Regions from separate parts of the Homo sapiens genome. Here region 1 is linked to region 2. A link is a loop called in an ENCODE intact Hi-C map of the cell type or tissue named here. Cell type or tissue: mammary epithelial cell. All regions are shown on one strand. Links, peaks and the distances in the headings refer to the core of each region. The heading gives the core; the rest is flanking DNA. Region 1 holds the start of LOC124904260 (a long non-coding RNA gene). Region 2 overlaps LOC124904265 (a long non-coding RNA gene).

Evidence for each region. Hi-C counts contacts between places; a loop is a spot of excess contacts. Peaks named below come from ENCODE experiments on the same cell type or tissue, not always from the same donor. Only the 100,000 strongest peaks of a DNase experiment are listed, where the experiment ranks them.
Region 1: a loop joins it to region 2, with 2.2 times the contacts of the local background. A loop is called at or near these places in 45 of 110 quality-filtered maps.

Annotation. Positions count from the first base shown.
Region 1 is chr18:22,470,902-22,481,334 of GRCh38, reverse strand. It overlaps LOC124904260 (a long non-coding RNA gene), which reads left to right and starts at 5,565. Exons shown (of 3, transcript XR_007066305.1): 1 at 5,565-10,433. RefSeq lists an enhancer at 8,394-10,433. In mammary epithelial cell, for the core only: no CTCF peak of the experiment used is centred there; no DNase peak of the experiment used is centred there.
Region 2 is chr18:22,545,081-22,555,513 of GRCh38, reverse strand. All of the region lies in intron 2 of LOC124904265 (a long non-coding RNA gene), which reads right to left. Among named protein-coding and RNA genes, the nearest start is that of CTAGE1, 130 kb to the right of the region's middle. In mammary epithelial cell, for the core only: no CTCF peak of the experiment used is centred there; DNase peaks (open chromatin) are centred at 3,513 and 4,963; H3K27ac peaks cover 2,443 bases.

The DNA.
Region 1 (10,433 bases), core at 3,658-8,657, 75 kb after region 2:
CTCTGTTTATTGTTTCCTTTGCTGTGCAGAAACTTTTTAGTTTAATATAGTCCTTTTTGTCTATTTTTGGTTCTGTTGTCTGTGCTTTTGAAGTCTTAGCCATAAAATCTTTGCCTAGACCGATGTCTTAAAGTGTTTCCCCCAAGTACTCATCTAGCAGTTTTATAGTTTTAAGTCTTACATTTAAGTCTAATTCATCTTGAGTTTATTTTTTTGTATCTATGGTGAGAGACAGAGATCTAGTTTCATTCTTCAGCATGTGGCTATCCAGTTTTTCCAGCAATATTTATTGAATAGAGTGTCCTTTCTCCAATGTATGTCCTTGGTGCCTTTGTTGAAAGTCAATTGGCTGCAAATACATCAATTTATTTCTGGTTCTTTACTCTTTTCTGCTGGTCCATGTGTCTGTTTTGATATCAATATCATGCTGTTTTGGTTACTATAGTCTTGTAACATATTTTGAAGTTAGGTGGTATGATGCCTTCAGCTTTATTCTTTTTACTCAAGATTGTTTTGTCTATTTGGTCTCTTTTTTGGTTCCATAGAAGTTTTAGGATTTTTTTTCTATTTTTGTGAAAAATGACAATGGTATTTTGATAGAGACTGCATTGAATCTGTAGATGTGTTTGGGTAGTATGGTCATTTTAATGATATTAATTATTCCAACCCAAGAACATGGGATGTCTTTCTATTTGTTTGTGTTCTCTTTAATTTCTTTCATTAGTGTTTTGCAGTTTTCCTTGTAGAAATATTTCACTTAACTAGTTAAATTTATTCCTAGGCTTTTAGTTAGTTTTTTCTGTAGCTATTGTAGATAGAATTACCTTCCTGATATCTTTTTCATCTAATTCATTATGGGGGTATAGAAACACTACTGATTTTTGTTTGTTGATTTTGTATTCTGCAACTTTGCTGAATTTATTTATTACCTCTAAGAGCTTTTTGGTTTTCTAGATATAAAATCGTATCATCAGCAAAGAGGGACAATTTACTTCCTCTTTTCAAATTTGGATGCCTTGTATTTTTCTTTCTTGCCTGATTTCTTTGGCTAGGACTTCCAATATTGTGTTGAATAGGAGTAGTGAAAGTAGGCGTTCTTGTCTCTTTTCAGTTCTTAGAAGAAAATCTTTTAGTTTTTCCCCATGTTAGCTGTGGGTTTGTCATATATAGCTGTTATGTTGAGATATGCTCCTTCTATGCCTAGTTTATTGAAAGATTTTAATGAAGTTATATTGGATGTTAATAAATGTTGTTTTCTGTGTCTGTTGAGATGATCATGTGGATTTTGTCCTTCATCTGTTGATGTAATGTATCACATTTATTGATTTGCATATGTTGAGCCATCCTTGCAACCTGGGATAAATCCCACTTGATCATGGTGTATTGTCTTTTTGATATGCTGTTGCATTTTGTTTGCTAGTAATTTGTTGAGGATTTTTGTCTCTATGTTCATCAGGGATATTGGCCTGTAGTTTTCTTTTTTGTCACATCCTGGTCTGGTTTTGTATCAGGGTGGTGCTGGCATTATAGATTGAGATAGGGAGAATCCCTTCTTTTTTAATTTTTTTGTAACAGTTTGAGGAGAATTGGTATCAGTTCTTTGTAAGTTTGGTAGAATTCAGCAGTGAATTTATCTGGTCCTGAGCTTTTGTTTTTTTGGAAGAATTTTTATTACTGATTCAATTTTTCTACTCATTATTGGTCTGTTCAGGCTTTTTATTCTTTCCTGATTCAATCTTGGTAGGCTGTATGTGTCCAGAAATAGATCCATTTCCTCTAAATTTTCCAGTTTGTTAGTGTATAGTTGTTTATAACAACGTTTGATGATCTTTTGTATTTCTGTGGTATCACTTGTAATGTCTTCTTTTTTGTTTCTAGTTTGGTTTATTTGGGTCTTCTCTCTTTTTTCTGATTAATCTAGTTAGGAGTTTATTGATCTTGTTTATCTTTTCAAAAAACTAACTCTTCATTTAACTGATTTTTGATATTGTATTTTAGTCTCTATTTTGTTTAGTTCTGCTCTGATCTGTATTATTTTTGTCCTGCTATTAATTTTGGGTTTGGTTTGTTCTTGCTTTTCTAGTTATTTCAGGTGCATCATTAAATTGTTTATTTGAAATCTTTCTACTTTTTAAATGTAGGAGTTTATTGCTGTGAATCCTGTCTTCACAATGCGTTTGTTGTATCTGATAGGTTTTGGTATGTCATGTTTCTATTTTCATCTGTTCCAGTAATCTTTTTTATTTTCCTCTCAATTTCTTCTTTGACCCATTGGTCATTCAGGAGCATGTTGTTTAATTTCCATGTATTTGTACAGTTTCCAAAGTTCCTCTTGTTATTAATTTCTAGTTTTATTCCATTGTAGTCTGAGAAGATATTTAATTTGATATCAATTTTTAAAAATTTGTTGAGACTTTTCTTGTGTGCTAACATATGGTCTATCCTGGAGAATGTTTCATGTGCTGATAAGAATAATGTATATTCTGTAGCTATTGGATGAAATGTTCTGTAAATATATGTCAGGTCCATTTGGTCTAAAGTGCAGTTTAAATCCAAAGTTTCTGTCTAAATGATTTGCCTAATACTGAGAGTGTGGTATTGAACTCTTCAACTATTTTTATATTGAATTCCATCTCTCCCTTTAGATCTAATAATATTTGCTTTGTATACCTCAGTGCTCTGATGCTGCATGCATGTATGTTTAGAATTGTTACATCCTCTTGCTGAATTGATCCCTTTATCATATAATAACCTTCTTTTACTCTTTTTACTGTTTTTGCCTTAAAGTCTGTTTTAACTGATATAAAGGTAGCTACTCCTGCTCTCTTTTGGTTTCCATTTGCACGGAATATACTTTTCCATCTCTTTACTTTCAGTCTATATATGTCTTTACAGGTGAGACATGTTTCTTTGTAGGCAGCATATAGTTAGGTCATTTAAAAAATTTCACTTAGCCATTCTATATCTTTTAAATGGAAAATTTAATTCACTTACATTCAAAGTTATTATTGATATGTCAGGGTTTATTTTTATCATTTTATTAATTGATTTCTGGTTGTTTTGTATATCCTTTCTTTCTCTCTTACGTTTTATCATTGTCACTTGGTAGTTTTCTGTGGTTATAACATTTGCATCCTTTCTATTCCTTACTTGTGTGTTTGCTCTACCAGTGGGTTTTATATTAACGCTTTTGTGTGTTTTTATGGTAGTAGATATCGTCCTTTCACTCCCAGGAATAGGACTCCCTTAGGCATTTCTTGTGGGATTAATCTAGTGGCGGTGAATTCCCTCAGCTTTTGTTTACCTGGGAAAGACTTCATTTCCCCTTCACTTATGAAGTATAACTTTGTATTTGGATGTCTAAATGTCTTAGTAGACTTGGGAAGTTTTCAGCTGTTGTTTCATTAAATAAGCTTTATATTCTTTTGGTTTTTTTCTTTCTTTCTGGCAATCAAATATTTGCATTTTTGCTGTCCAAATACAGGAAGCTCAGAGATCCCTAAACAGATGCAATTTTAAAAGATCTTCTCCATGGCATATTGTAGTCAAAATGTGAAAATTCAAAGACAAACAGAAAATGCTAAAAACAGCAAGAGAAAAGCATCTAGTCACTTACAAGTGAACCCCCATCAGACTAACAGTGGATTTCTCAGAAGAAACCTTAAATGCCAGGAGAGCATGGGATGATATATTCAAAGTGCTGAAAACAAACCTGCCAGATAAGGATACTATACACAGTAAAGTTATCTCTTCAGGCCTCCCAGTGATACATGCAGGTGTTGGTTGTAGTAGGAAGGGGTGGGGTGATCCCCAGGCCCCTAGTGGAATGTTCAGGTGGGGGTGGCAGTGACTGTGTGGCATCCCCACTGCTGGAGAGGGCAGGGTTGTTTTCAGTGGCAGCAGCCACAGGCAGGCAGCTGGGATGCATGAACTTCAGCCCCAGGTGGTGGCTTTGGGTGGAACAGCCTGTCTGTAGAGCACTTGCCTATGTGTAGCAGTCTCGCTACTGTGAGTGGTCATGCAATGACCCCAATGGAGGCAGCCAGCAATGATGGCAGCTACCTATGGGATGTCAATGGGGCTCCAGGGATGTGAAGATGAAGGGGCTGTTGAGCCCCAAGGCAGGATGCAGTTTGGCAGTGGCTGAGCTCTCAAAATGGCACCATGCTGAAGCTGCTTAGGACTTGAGGTGTGCAGGGGGCCCAATGTGAGCTCCATCTCTGGCGCAATGCCACTGTGCAGTTTCCAGGCAGCTCTCTAGGTTTGTCTCAGGGCATGGGAGAGTCGAGGGGCTCTTCCATGGCTCGGAATGCAGGAGCTCAGAGTGGGAATGTGGAGTGTTGGGTGTTGGGGATCACTTACTTACCTTTTACCTGCATTGAGAAGCCTCTTCTGGTTCCCAGCTGATCCCAGCTGAGCAAGCTGCCTGGCTTCCTTCTCCTTCCTTTTTTTTTTTTTTTTTTTTTAGCCCCTCTTTCCTTGCCTTAGATGTTTCCTGACACTTTTCTGTTGAATTCCAGTTTTATCTCTTAGATGATCTATTCAAAGTGTGATTATCTACTTGCAATTTTGGTTCTTCTTTGTGGAAGTGATGAGTACCAGAACCTTTAGTCAGCCGTCTTAACCCCCCTCCCAACAATCGGGTTTTTATCTGCTCTGAATATGACATTCAAATGCTAGCTCTCCTCTTACTAACTCAAATCTCTTTGTCACTACAAAGCAACCAGTTTCCAGTTTTATCCAAGGTTTCTTCTGGTGGCAAAGACTGCTTTGTGTTCACCAGAACCCATTTCCCCTTCTTCCTGGGCCCACAGCTACACTGCCTCCCTTTCAGTTCGGTGTGGCCATGAGACTGAGTTCTGGCCGATAACATAGGAGTGGAAGTGAGGAACATCCTTTCCAGGCCTGGCCCATAAAAAGCTCCCATTGAAAACTCACCATTCGCTCTCTTCCTATGTCTTCCTGCAGGTTGCTGACATCTAGGATGACTTGGGAAGTTACACGTTGAGTACAGAAGAGCCTTTCTCAGCCCAGGTTCCTGAATGTTATGTGTGAAGCAGAGCACTCCTGCTCTCATAACCAATTAGTGACTGGACAAGAAATAAACTTCTCTTGTCTTAAGCCTTAGAAATTTTGGATTTGTTAACACTTCGAATTGCCTTAACTTTTATGACATGCCACACATTTTCCATGCTCTGAACAGTGAAAGACTCATAGAATGTAGTGTTTAACATGATCTCTTTGTGAAGTGATCATCAATGTAGGATTCCTCCAAAGAAGAAACAATGACAACTCATCCCATCCTCACTGATCCTTTTATTGCTTTTATTGTGTGAACCTAGGATAAAAAATTATTATTATTTTTTTCGATAGGTTCTTGCTTTGTCCCCCAGGCTGGAGTGCAGTGGCGTGACTGTGATTCACTGGAATGTCTACCTGCCAGGTTCAAGTGACCCTCCCACCTCAGCCTCCTGAGTAGCTGGGACCACAGGGGTGTGCCACTATGCCTGACTAATTTTTGTATTTTTTTGTAGAAATGAAGTTTCACCATGTTGCCCGGGGTCTTTAACTCCTGAGTGATCTGCCTGCCTCAGCCTCCCAAAGTGCTGGGATTGCAGGCCTGAGCCACTGTGCCTAACCTATCTTCTAAGTACACACCTACTAATTGCTGCAAAGATACTTACTTTCATTCTAAGTGTGGATTTGGCAAAGAGCCAGATCGTAAATATTTTAGGCTTTGTGATCCACATATAGCTTCCGTCACCTATTCTCCTTTGTTTGTTGTTGTTGTTTTTTAAACAAAACTTTACAAGTATAAGAACCGTCCTTAACTCATATGCCTTACAAAAATGGGCTGCAGGCTAGATTTGGCCCACGGGTCATGGTTTGTACCTTACAAAGTAGGCAACAGGCCATATTTGGCACAAAGGACCCCTATACTGTGAGATCAAACAACCTCATACTCCAATGCCTTTGTAGGCCTCTTCTAAATAGTGCATATTCCATAATGTATTGCAAATGAAGCTTCTCAGGCCCACATGTTCCATTGGCGGAACAGCTCCTCCAGCACAGGAATTCTTGCTCACTCCTCTTTCCTCAGGGCCACAGCACAGAGAGAATACTCTTGAGGGATTTTGGTAAGTGAGTCAATACTCAAAGTGTGTGTGTTCTAGAAGGTATTATTTCTAATATTTCAGAACTTGGGTGTCACAAAGGTGGCCGTTTTGGGAAACATATACTATCTACTGAATTACTTTCTCTAGCCAGTTCCTCAGAGGGGATGGACTGTGTATATTAAGATAGGGGAGAACGGGAGTAGAAGGAGAACAGGCTTTGAAGTCAAAAGACCCCAATTTAAATCCTAGTCCCACCATTTGCAAGGCATGTGTTGTTGGAATACCTTGGCTGAGAGTCTTTCTGGGCTTCCATTTCCTCATCGGAATAAAGAGGGTCATTTACTACACATAACAGCTCTATCTCAAGGGCCAAAACAATGTTTGCCATATAATAGGTGTTCGGAAGATAGCAGTGACGGTAAATGTATTAACCCTAGAGACTCCTGCCGCAAGATCAAGGAGATTCCAAGAGACCCCAGAAATGCAGCCTTTGAGCCAATATCTTACTAATTGTCATCAGGCTTGGGCTAGAGCAATGGGTCTCAACCAAGGGTAATCTTTCACCCCACAGGGCATGTGGCAATATCTGGAGACAGTCATTTTGTTTGGAAGGGGTGATGCTATTATCTGGTGGGTAGGGGCCAGGGAAATTGCTAAACATCCTACATGGCACAGGACAGCCCCACACAACAGAGAATATTCCCATCCAAAATGCCAATAGCACGTAGGTTGAAAAACTCTGGAGTGGATGAATGAGTTCTCTCATTTGCCCATAATGGGAAAGATTCCCAGAGCCTCCCACAGGGATCTGCGGGGTCCCCTGGGCATGTCACAGCCCAGGAAAGTCTTACCTTGAACAACTCTGATCTTGGCCATCCAGTAGGAAAATCCAGTGTAGGTACCATCCGAGGAAGGGGTCAGCTCTGGGTACCAGAAAAGTGGAATGTCTTGAAGGAGAGATGGAGGCAAAGGTCATCACCGTGTCATCAGATTATCTAGAGCAGAGTAGAGATCTTGTACTAAAGAAAACCATCATTAAGCCCAAATCATAGATACTGGAAGAGGAAAGGCTTGGTCAGAAGTGGTGACCAGGTTTTGCTCTGTCATATACTTTTACCTCCTCTTCAGGGAATGATAAATGATAATGTGGCCTTCTACTTTTGTCTTTGCAAAAATTAAAAATGAATGTTTAATGAGCTACTGCTTTCTGCTAGACCTCTAACCTTCAGGGATGGTTTTCAGCCTGAGCATCTCAGCTTTCCACTTCACTGGGCTCCAGACTCCTCATGGGGAGTGTCTTTTTTCTCTATAGGAAGAATCCTGATGTTGGAAAATCTCTGCAGGGATCTGGCACCTGGTTTAGGACAACAACAAAAAGATCTCTAAAATTCAACCAACAAAGGTCCAAAGGAACTAGGTTGGAACTTCTGTTCCTGAGTAAATCTTTAAAATTTTGGTAGAGATAAATGTGGAATAATGTAAATAAAGCCACCTTTCATTCATTTTCTAGAGATTAATTAAGCACCTGTCAATGCCAAGCAAGTAAGTACAGAGAGTACAGAAATAAAGACAAACGAGTGAAAGAATGCCTTGGTTTGCAAGGATGACACATGAACAGACAATTACAATTCAGGGCTATGGGTGTCGAGTGGGGGTGCACTTACATCAGGTCGCTGGTCAGAGAGTGAGAGGAGGGGCTTGGAGACTTTCCAGAGTAAAGGAAAACTGAGCTGAATCCTGTGTTTTTCTCCCCTCTTCTTTCATTTCCCTTTTTCTAGATGTCTCAATATTGGCTCCATTCACTGGGAAAATGTGTACATACCTCCAACTTCTCTCAAAGGAGTTCCTTACACTTAAAAGAAGGAAGGAAAGAAGGAAACCTATGGCAGACCCTGTTGGGTCCCTGCCTACATCAGGGTCCCTTGGCCCCTACCGTTGCCATACTGGTGACCCTCACCACCAGCAACTGCAGGTCTCCACACTGGGGACTTTTTTGGTTAAGGGATCTGCTGAGCCTGCAGATAGGGCAGGGCAGGCAATGCCTGGGGGTTGATGTCCCTGGACTAACCCTGAGCCAAAGGTGAAGAAGACTTCATGTTTCAATGTCCTGGCTTCCTTGCCACTAGGGAGGGAGAGCTCTAGATGCATCCTACACCATCTCCCAGATGTCCCCAGTGGGATGGCGCCTCAGCTGCTCACAGCAGTAACCTACACTGCTATACCATGGTAGCGTACCACACCCTACATTAGCTTCCCTCCTCACCACCTGGCTGGTGCTCCCACTCAAATCCCAGCCTAAGAATCTGCTTTCGGAGAGCCCAGATGAAGGCAAAGCAAGTGCTGAGTAAATACACTTGCTCATCCAGGGTTTAACCAGTGTGTGCACCTTTGGTAAGACTGTTCACATGTCATAGGAAATAGATTTTTGGCCTTCAAGTAAACCCATGCAGTTGCAAATGGCTTGAAGACTTAGGGGGCTATCCTGAAATAAGGTCACTGACATGCCCAGGTGCCGGGAAGCTCCTCTGGGGCCAGAGGCACTGATGTGCAGGTTGTGGGGGCCTATTCACAGTGCTCTGCTGGACATTTCCCAGCTGAGGCAGACCCAGGCAGAAACTGTCCCAGAGACCCAATTGATCTGCTGGGGCATCGCGGCTGGCACTTCATAATCCAGCATCACAGCATATGATTCGGATATGACCCACCACAGTAGGTACAATTTTCATTTCCTTCCTCATGTCCCCACTGGCAGTCCAAAAGTCATTTATGGCTAGTTTCAAAATCCATGATATTTTTGCAAATGTTTATGTGCATAATGTGTGTGTCTATGTATGGTGCTTTATGATCTAATGATGCTTTAATTAAGTTGATATTCAAATAAGCTTGAATTCTCAGAGCTCCCTGGAGATGCAGCTTATGGAATAGCAGATGATGGGGAAGGATAGTCCATGATTAAAACATCACATGGGATAAATGCCAAAGCAAAGGTCCCACCCCAGGAGAGTTATGAATTGACTGCACCGCTTCTCATCTCCACCCCCTCAATCATTGCTGATGGGCAGAGGGAAACCATTTTCTGCCATCTGGTTTTTGCAAAAGTCAGGCAGTAAGCTCCTTGGGACAAGGATCTTATCTTGTATAGTTCAACAATGAGCACATGGCTGTGTACACTCCAAAAGCCCTATTAGTACTGAATGCAATCATAAAAATAGCCCAACCGTGGACCTTCGATAACGTCCCTGCCGTCGGCTCAAACCTGAGTCACTGTGTCTGAAGGGCACTGGGTTCCCCAGGCTGATGCCTTATGACTTACAAATAAGCAGCACATCAGCTGATAAAGTGACTGGGCCATTATAAAAATCATACAGTAGTTCCTAGGATGCCAGAAAAACAGCCGTTAAACAACAACTTATTTTTCCCTTGGTGTTTGATTTTGGCAATGTGTTCTTTTCAAATGAGAACTATGCCAAACATCTTGTATGAACCCTTCTAGTCAGCAAGTATGTGAATGACCTCTCTATGGCATGCCAGAAGCAGGGCCAGGAGAGGGGAAAGGAAGAGTTGTGGCTGAAGCATGCTGGGCTCAGAACCCTTGCTCTGCAGGCGGAAGCCACCTCAGAGCAGCATCCAGAAGCTGGGCATGAACGGAACAGCTCACAGTGCACAGCAAGGTGTCACAGCCCTTCTAGGCTCACTTGTACAGGCCCCCTCGTACAGATCTCTGTGATTTTCAGGGTTGGCAGCCACTGATGTTTGCTCCCCGAGGAAAAGTGCACCAACTTTAGGTGAATGCCTCATTGTTTGGGGATCTGGAACTGAATTCTCCTGCAGGACTAGCTATGAAATCACTAGAGGACAACAGGAGAAAGCTCATGTAGTGCAGCTTGTGTTGGTGTGGAAATGGACAGATATGCATGCCATCCTGGGCACATGTGTCCATGCCATGTGGGAATGGTCAGGGGATGAACACAGCAGTCTGGGGCTAGAGGCAGACCTGGCACCAGGATTTCCTGAGGAAGAAGTCCCCCTCCTGAGTACGTAACTTCTTTTCCCAGGCTCTCAGAAGTAGCAACACGCTGATGCCCTGCAGCCTTTCTGGGTAGTAAGCAGGGCACGTGGATGCTGGAAGCTGAGCTCTGTGCTGGGCCAGCCTGAGGGCAGTGAGAGAAAAATCCCTGCAGGAAAGTCATTCCCCAAAACAAGCCCATCCCAGTTCCCAGCCAGCTTCTGGGGCTCCAGCCCTCAGCGCCAACTCCATGTTCATATCTGATGGCAGGGAAATCATCTTTCTTAATTCCCAGGGCAAATTGTTCCTAG
Region 2 (10,433 bases), core at 2,419-7,418:
AGGGTAATATTTAATCATAAAGTATTGTTTTGGTGAAAATTAAAAGAGCCAGAAGTTTTATGTTAAATTTTTTTTAATATTGGCATAATACTAAAAGCAATCAACCAGCTTCATTGAGCTCCCAATTTCAGAGAAAAACTGGCCTCTTCAAGTAAAGATTCCTTGTTCTTAGAGGGGAGGAGCTGATAATTAAGTAATCACAAGAAACAATGCATGGCAAGGGAACTCGCCCAGTGTAGACCAGAAAATGTCCTCCGGAGAATGTGGCATTTAAACCAGGACTCCTCAGGACAAGGAGGCTTTGAAAGCCCCAGCTATCCTGGCATGCTCAAATACTTTGGGGGGATAGCAGTGGATAAAACCCTTCTGGAAAGTAGTCTGCTAATATCTAAGAAGGGTTTTAAATATTTTCTTATCTTTTTAAAAAATGTAAATATTCAGAAGTAACCAGAAAAGGTGAAAGAAGTCAATGCACTAAGGTATTCATCTTAGCACGATTCATCATAGGGAAGAAGGAAACCATTTGTATGTCTAAGCTGAGGGACTGGCCACGACTGTGCCTACACTGGAATGTATGCATCATTAAAAAGTATACTTAGAGTAATGTAAAACTGGTGAGAAGACCGTTCTAGGATCAAAGAGGCATAACAAAAGACAATGCATGAAATAGTTTGAAAATAAACAGCAAAAAGTCATTGGGGGACAATTTAAAAAATTTAAATATCAACTGGATATTAAATGACGTTAGCGAATAATCGTGAATATCCTCTTGCGATAATGATATTATGATTATGTGGGAGGATGTTCTTATTTTTAGGAGATGCATATTGAAATATTTATAAGTGAAATGCTACGATAATTGCAGTTTACTTTCAAATATTTCAGCAAAAAAACACATATGTATATATGTATGTCTGCTTACCGACTCCCTGGATTTTCTAATTGGAAGTAGTACTGAGGAAGATCCAACACAGGTAATGCATAAGGACACGAAACAGCAAAATCTAAACACATACGCACACACAGAGCAAATATGGCAAAGTATATATAATTATTGACTCTAGGAGGAAAATACATGTGTAGTCATTGCACTTGCCTTTTAACTTTTGTGTGTTTGAAAATCTTCATAACAAAGAAATGCATTATGCAGCATTACCTAGAAAAATTGAAAATCTGCTGTAATGGTTAAGGGATTGTATCAGGATGGTAGATTTATGAGAGATATTTTCTTCTTAATACTTGGATACATTTTCTACAATGAACATAGATCATTTTTATTATCAACAATTAAAGCCACATTCTGTCAAGCACTTACTAGGTTCCATGCTTTGCATGAATTATTCTATTTAATTCTTACAACAACCTTAAGAAGGTAGAATTATTACTGTCTTTTTATAGTTGAGGACACTGATGTTTAAAGAGATCACACTACTTGCCCACTGATATAAGTGGCTATGCCAGGATTTGAACCTAGGCACAAGTGATGCTTTTACAATTCAACAATATCTTGAAAAATATTTTGAAAAATAAAAAAAAATTATCTATATAACTGAAGATTTCACCCCATAGGCAGTGTAACGATATGGATTTAGAAGCCGAAATCACGATTCAAGCCCTGGCTCTGCAGTTTGCAACTTGGGTGGTTGTGTGGTGGGTGTGCAATGCCTGATCTCTCCTCCTTTGGTGTAAATGGGCCAGTGTGCTGTGAATGATAAATTGTCCAACAAAATAAATTGAGATCATTGCTCTGAGGGCCTGATAGTGTAACTGAATATCTGGAAGACCATCACTGTCCAACTTTATGCTTGGCCTTTTACATCTTATTTTAGAGTTTGATTCCGTTGTACTGAAAACATCTTTGGGTGACATCTTTTGTTTTGTCTTGCTTTTTGCTTTTTCTAGAATTGTAAAGGATAAGAATAGAAAATTGTCCTTCATTTGTTGATAAACCCTGGTTGAGATAATCTGCCCTTCTCATTGGTGGCATAGCTGACAACCTAGGAGTGTGTCTAAAGGATGGCTTCCCTCAAAGACAGAGACCAAAAAGTTGTATCAAGATACAAGGCAGATCTATAAAGAGTGGGCTTCCATATCTCACTTTGAAAACCTGAACACCATATCCCTCATTTTCAACATTTGCATCTAGACTCAGGCTAAACAGTAGAAACTACAATGAATTGTTGCTAACTGATGAATGGGTGTTGAGAAAACTTACTCTACTTGTGTAATTTCCTGTCACCAGCATGAAACGGTCAAGAAATTGCCATTGTTGTGAAAACTTCAACTAAATAATTCAGAGATACAGAAAACTGGCACAAGAATGTTATTTCTCCATTTGGACAGAAAAATCTCTGAACTTTCTGAAGTTCACCCATCATTGTTGTAAAACTCTAAAGATCAAGTTTACTTTGGAAGTTCTGCTACAACCTCGAGTATCATGTTAGCCATAGCATGGCAGCTGGGAAAACGGAAAAGAGCAATCCACTATTTCCAAGTACACACCTCTATTATTTTAAAGCTCACAGTGTTTGTTTTACTAATTTGGAGAGAAGAAAAGATCACAGATTATTTCTCAGGTTAGTGTTTAACATTTTGCTTTTCCAAATCAACCTTCCTATTATCAATGCCATTACTGAAGAGCATGGATATAATAAACTCATATCATGAATGTGAATAAATAACATGAGCTAGACAATCTTTGACTAGGGTTGACCATCCTCAATCCTTTCAAAGTTTGTCTATTTGTTTTTTGTTACTGATGTAAGCAATGACAAAAACTTAACCTTTTTTGTTGAAAGAAAAAGAAAGAGAGAAAGCAAGCTAAGATCCCCCGTGGGAATGCATATGGAGTCAGTTCATGTGTAGAGAGCTACATAGTCCCATCATCTCATTGGGACACCACGAAGTAGTGCGACCAAGAAAACAGCTGTCTTCCCTTTGTGTGATGAAAACATCACACAAAAGTGACACAGGGCCCTTGGAAGGTTAAGGTTGTATCACTAGGGACACCAGAAGGCAGTGACTGGCAACAGTAAATAATGGCTCACGATTAATGGTTGGAAACCTACTGATAAGACCATTGGATACCAAAACATCAGAGGAATGTTGGCTCCAGTTGGTTTAATCCTGCAGACCATTATAATCTGAGCACATTGTAAGGCTTATTTGCACTGTTTCTCTTATCTCTTTTTCTTGAAGATTTAAATTAAATTTATATCCTTAGCTTAACAGCTCAATTTCTTTTTTAAATTTTTTGCTCAGTCAAGAAGTATATATTAAGTAATAACTATAATACTAAACTAAGTGTGGTGAGGAACACAAAGAAATACATCTTATTATATAGTTCTCAAGGAACTTAGAGTTGAGTTGGTAGGGTCAGAGAAACAAGAAGCAATGATTAGTATGCGGTTAGATTAGTCAGGGAAGGCTATGGAAAGGCAACTAATGAATCCTGTTCACTGACTCATTTCATTTATCCATTTGCTGTGAAACACTTCCTGAATTCCAAAGAGTGGCAAGTGATTATGCTGGTGAGGAATGCCCATTCTTACCAGAACTTCGCTAAGGTAACAGAACCTCACTAACTATGTGGAAACCACCTAATCCACCCTTTGCATGTGGGTCGGTAGTTTTTCTTTTTCTGTATTTAAAAAATTTCCATTTCCACAGACTTAAAGGTAGTTGTGGAATGTGGCTTTCCTTTTCAGCAAATCCAATGCCAGCATTGTTCTCTCGGGCCAGCATTTATCAAGTTTTGATATTTTAGTTTAGTGGTGACCATTATATTTATTTTCATAGTGAGAAATCTAAGTCATTTTGGGCACTGGTTCAAGGTTACACGATGAAGGTTACATCATGGACTCTTTCCCTGAACTCACTAACAAACTGGAACTATAATTCATGAGCAGTGGTTCAGCCAGGAGGTGAGATGGGGCCAATGTCACACCATGACTGTTGAGAGGACTTACCTAACAGATGGCAACCTTTTGACAATGACTGTATTTCCTAATTTCTAGAAATGGAATTCTAGGCAACTTACTTTTCTTTTCTTGCTTGAAATATTATACTGAGTGATCAAGAGCACTGGGATTGTCAGGGTCACCAGTGTCCTCCATTGATAAATCCAGAGGTCAGTCTCAGGCCTCATCTTAGTTGAATTCTCTGAACAGTTGCTCTACTTGATCAATCTGTTTCCTCTAAAGCCCTTTCTTTACTTGACCTCTGGGTCATCACACTCACTTGGCTTTCCTCCTGCCTCACTGGCTGTTCTTGTTTTCCTTTACTGGTTCTTCTTTATCTTCTCAATCACCTAACATTGAAGGCCAAACCAAGTTCCTCATCCTTTCTTCAAATCTGTTTGTGATCCACCTCAAGAAATGGCAACTCTTGCTTCCAGATGTTCTGGCTAAAACACTTAGAGTCATCTTTGACTCCTCTTTTTCTCTTACACACCACATCCCATCTGTCAGGAAATTTTGTTGGTGCTTCCTTTGAAATATATCTGGAATATGTCCCCTCTTATTACCTCCACTGCTTCTACCCTGGCCAGACCACCATGATTCCTTCCAGGATGATTGCAATAGCTGTATCCCTGCTTCTTCCCTTGTACTTCTAAAGTCTACCCATAACACGGATCCTTTAAACTTATGTCATCTCATGTCACTTCTCTGCACAAAACTCTCCAATAGTCCCCATCTCACTCAGGGTAAGAGACGAAAGTCTTTACAATGACTTCCAAGGCCTTCCATGACCTGGCCCCTATAACTTCTCTGATTTGATCTCCTTCTATGAAATGAGATACCCACTTTTCCTACACCCAGGAGTTCCTATAGGAGAGGAAGGAACATTCCTTTGACACATTTGTTCAACAGGTGTTTTCTGAGCAGCTCTTCTGTCCCAGGCACTGTGCTGAGGTTGTGCAGTGAACAAGATCACTCTGCCCTGACTCACGGTGCTTGCAGCAAATAATGGGGGCGTCTCAACAGTGATGAGGCAAGTCCTGGTTTCTAGTTATGTTATTTCTCTTAGGGAGGGGATGAGCAAGGTTTGGAGAAAGAAGGGAGGTTTCCCCAGTCATGTCATAGAGGAATGGGGTTAAGTTTTAAGGTTTCAACCTCTAATCTGGAGCCTTCTGAAACTTATAGAGCCTTCTGTGTTCTAAGATCCCAAGAACATAGGAGCAGAAACACTTTTCCAAATTGGCTTAAACACTCTCTCTTCCAGGATTTCTCTGTGACTCTGATTAAGAGAGAAAAAGAAGAAAGAGGAGGAAGAAGAGGAAGAGAAAAGTAGGGTAAAGGAAAGGCATTAACCCCCTACCCCGAATTCCAGTCCCCTAATCCAATGTGTTCAGGACATTTTAGCAAAGTTTTCCTAAATACTTTAAATTCATTGTCAGTGGGACTAAATCTAAGACAATTTTGCCGTGGGGACACTTGGCTCACTGTAGAGATATAACGGATCTAGCTCTGAAGGGACTTCACCAGTTTGCTGAGCATAAAAAACTAATTATGGGGCCTGATTAAGAAAAGTAGACATGTATGGCTTATTAACATAAAGTGGAGACTAATAATTGCTGATATGTGACTGATTCTGTGTTAGGTGCTTAACATGTCATGTTATTCCTTTCTCCCACCCTCTCTCCCTCCCTTCCCACATGATTATTGAGTGGTCTGGCACATGTCACTGAAGATACATTGCTGCCAACCCTTGTCCTCAAAGAGTGTGCTCTCAATTGGAAGAGACTGGCAGGTCCATGGGCAAGCCCAGTACGATGACATCCATGTGCTTATGATAGGGAGAGTACAAGGTATCGTGGCAGGACATAAGAGGGACCCCTATTCAGCCTTGTGGGCACAAAGGCTCTGGAGGGGTGATATCTAAATTTGGACCTGAAGCATGAGTAGCAATTAGTCAGATAAGAGGAGAGGAGACAGCAGGAAAAAAGCCAATTTCAGGCAGAGAGAACAACCTCTGCAAAGAACCGAAGATAAGAGCAAGTCAAGAAAGTCCGACGTGGCTAAAGGGAACTAAAGTGCCAGGAGCTGTGGAGACTAAAGATAGGAGGTAGAGTGGTAAGAAAGGAACTGACAAGAGCTTGGCAAGCCAGGGTAAGAAATACCCTGAGGGCACTGGGAAGCCATTTAAGCTGGGGAGAGGACCAAGCCCACTCGCTCTTGCCAAAGATCTTTCTGGAGGGAGTGTGGAGAATAGGCTGGGAGGAGAAGCCAAGGTGAGAGGCAAAGAGACTGCTGCGATGATCTAGGAGGAAATGATGGCACCTGATCTAGGGATGGAGACAGCTAGAAAATTTGAAAGAGTTGCAATCAAAAGGATTTGGCGATTTATTTGAGGTGAGAGTGGTGTTGGAGAAGAAGATATTAGGGAGATGCCTAAGTTTTCTGGCGATGCATGTGGCACCTTAGCTGAGTAGAAAACAGATCTGTGAGGCTGGAGGAAGCAAAGATGATTCTGGTTTTGGACATTTGATTGGAAGAGCCTGAGAATCATGGGAGAGAGTCTATGGATCCAGAGCTCAGGAGAGAAATGTGAGCAGAGAGAAAAATACCTAGAAGTTGTTGGCATAAGGGTGGCGATTAAATTGTGAGATTTATTTTTACAACAATCCTTAAGGCAGATATTACTACCCTTGTTTCCTGAGAAGGAAGCTGGGGTTTGGGAACCATAAGTAACTTGCTCAAAATCAGTCAGGGAGCAGGAGAGCGAAGGCTTTTAATCTGTGCATTTCTACTCTGCAACACTGCTTCTGTGTAAATGCATTTTGGATTTGGCCGTATTGCTTGTATGGAGTAGTTTTCTACCTCTAAGAATTCTGGAAAGCATTCCCTTTTTTTTTTCTTTCTTTCTTTCTTTTTTTTTTTTTTTTTTTTTTACAGGAACTCACATGAAGAAATGTCACTGTTTATAGCTTGAACATTCCTTTTCGGGGGCAAAGACAAAATACATCAACTTTTTAATGGAATTTCTTTTTGCCTGGACAGAATGATGCTTGGTCCTGGAAAGTATTATAAATGTCCTTCCAAGTGAGGCCTGCAGTGATGGCAAGCCTGGGTGTCATACTGACAACTTGCCCCCTTGTGTGTCCCCTCACGCTAGACATCTCACAGGAGTGTTGGCAGAAGCAGACAGCCCATCTCCCTCACTGATAGAGGCTGCCTCCAGGCCTGCTGGCTCCCTGTTCAGCTACCCCTCCTTCTGGGACACCCGCTGATGTCACTTGTCTCCTCTCTACGGGGATTTCCACTTTTTGCCCCACCTGACCCACAAATTCTACCTCCTTTCCTAGTCCACGTAGTGCCATAGTTGAAGGCTTTTCTAGTTTCCCATTCAGAGGGAAGCTGGATGTTTATTGCAGTGACCTCATCCCTCTTGGCGTCCTCCTCCCACCCCCACCCCCCCCCCAGGAACTGCCATTTTCATTTGCATGGCCTCAGGGGTCTTCCACTGTGGCGGACCTGCTTCGTAGCTGACACGAAGGCTCAAGCTCTAACCTCTCACACTTTCTCATATAACAGCTCATCTGCTTGTGGAATACATTTGTTTGTGATTACAGGCCGCATACAATACCACTGCACAGGGCCCATGTGATGGCCCGGCGCCATGAGAAAACACATTAGTAATTTTTTATGACCCTAGTGCAACCATGCAGGATTTCCCTAAAACAGAAAACATGAAGGGATTTTATTGTCTTGCACTATTTAGACATCCCTTATGGCTGATGCGTGTATATTGGAACTAACAGAACACAGGACTTCCCAGACATTTTGAGTTGAGAGGTTTCTGACTTCAGTTAGTGAACACCCCCGGTTTATCTACTCTGGGGGAAGTAAAACGCACAAGGAAATTAAAAACGAAAGGCATCAAGGTCTAGAATATTTTTCTCGGTATAACTAACTTCTGTTCTTAGATGAGTTACTCTTAACAAGTTACTTCTGAGAGTAATGTGAGATGATAAACACTGGAAGAGACTGACCGGTGAATCCCCAGGAATTCTCACTGCTCCTTTTGAAAAACTGTCCATTAGACAAGAGAGGATCTGGCATTCCTATGTTTTCTCTCTTTGTGTCTCTCTCTCTGTCACACACACACTCACACTCACACACATACACACACACACCATCCCGTGGTGATGTCCAAGAAGAAGATAGTAGGCCTTCATTGGGTCTACTTACATGGCCTTAAGAATAAGCATATATAATTCCTACGAGAAACTATTCCATTTTTGGCACTGTTGCTGGTGTTAAACGTCCACCCAGGAGTTTTTTTGACAAACTAGCAGGAGAGAACTCGAGCGATTCTAGCCCTCTCAGAGGAACTACATTGGAATGTTTTACTGCCTATCTATGAAGGACAAACTGACTCTGAATCTGGCTGCTCTGGGAGTGTGTTCCCGAGTGTCCAGGGAATGAATATAAGTCAGCCAAGAGTATGAGAAGGCAGCAGACACCATGGAGAGACAACTTGCCCTAGAAAACAGACCATAGGAAAGGCCTTAGGAAAAATGATGCTGCCTTTTGAATAGATAGCGCTAGTAGTTGGCATGACGGTGCCAACTATTCAAATCACATATAAATTCGGCTGCCTTTTTAAGCTGTATATCAGCCTTCAAAAATATGCATTCCATTCAGTGACAAAGGGTGAGAACCTGGCTGAGCACTTTTGTTTTAAGAGCCATGGGAAAAACATGGGAGACAAAGCAGAATAATAAAGGACAATAATATTTGGTTTTCACGTACAACTATGCTACGGTTATAGTAACAAATTTGCCAAGGTTCAAACAGATTTAACCTCCCTTTAAAAACTAATCTGTTGGTGAGATACTGTGGCAGGAAAAGCTGTTCATGTCATCTTATTCCTAACAGAATGGAAAAGACCGGTTTATATGGTTTTTGCTCCTCCCCCTCACCTGTAGCCTCCACTGGGATTGGGTGTGATTATTGTCTCTTGCTCACAGCTCACAGGGAACATAGGGTGGGCTCACCCTCAAATGTAAAATGATATTGATATGCAACATCAAATGTACCCTTGAAATGAAAGACTGATTTGTGTATTTCCTTTTTAATATTCCGACTCATACATGTTGCCATTTCTACTCACTAGTTACCCTGGAGACTATGTTCTGAATGCTATTATATAAACATTGAAAGATATCTTTATTTAACCAATCAAACATTGGAAGGAAGCACTAGCTCAGTCAATCCTGCCAAGCCATCACAAGGAGATCCTGCTGTAAGAAGGAACTGGGTCGATCTCAGGGGCTAACCCAAGGTTAGGCTTCAGGCTATCTGTGAATTTGCATCTCCTCCTTGGAGAAAGGATCTTGTACTTTTTGGATTCACTGCACTGGGGAGTGAAGTGAATCGCTAAACCTCAAGGGCACATCCAGAGACTAACTAATTAATCCCAGCATTAAGGGAAGACCTGTCCACATTCCGTACACTGGTGAGGCTCATTATATGGTGTATGTAGATGCAATTCATGAACTGGGATATGAAGTCGTGGCAACTTAATCTTGACAGTGTTGTAATGAATAAAGCATGTCCAAAGCTTGGTAGGTTAGGTGATACCTCTGCAAAGCATCACCATGAACCTACCAATGGAAGCACGTTTTAATTGTGTTTGGCTTCTTGTATCTCAGCTTTAGATCATGTAACCTGTGGAGAGCATCCATTGGTTGACATGTTTTGCTGAGTTATTTTGTAGTTTATGAGATGTGGAAGAAAGAAACTCGGCTCCCAGCTATTACCTAAGATTCACAGGGCTTTGCTCAATTTGCAAATGTTCTTTCTGTGGTTGACTTCATTAGCTTCTCTCCACCCCAGTTTTGGCTATTCTTAGAAGGGGAATTAAATCATTGAAATCCAAGCTTCTCAGGTTTCCCTGCCCCCAGGGAGAGTAGATTTAGAGTGTTCATAAGAAAATCAACTCACCCCTAATCAACTGGCTCAAAGAGACTCAAAGTGTTCCCCGCCCCCCGCCTTTGACAATCCTTCCAATAAAACTTCTTCACTTCTTCTGTCTTTAGGTGGGGAGCTCTCTCAGAAAGTTCACACAGTGAGTGTGGTTTGTGCATTCAATATTAAGATCTAATCATTGTCTCTTGAGGGCTGAAGAATGAAAACACTGGATAAGAGCCCACCTCCTGGCTTCACGCTTGTCAGGACCAGGATCTATTAACCTTTTAAAGAAATACTGATAATAAAAAGCAGACAAAGAGAGCCATGTGAATTGGCATCTAATCAATAATGTTCTGAGTTTTTTCCCCCTTAGGTTACTCAGAGCCGCGTGAGCAAACAAGATTTTACTGTTCCAAGCCCTGCTGTCTTGTGCATAATGCATAACTCTCTTGCACGCTCCCATTCTCTTCTGAGACATTTTATTATTATTATCATCATAGAAGAGGTCAGATTCCC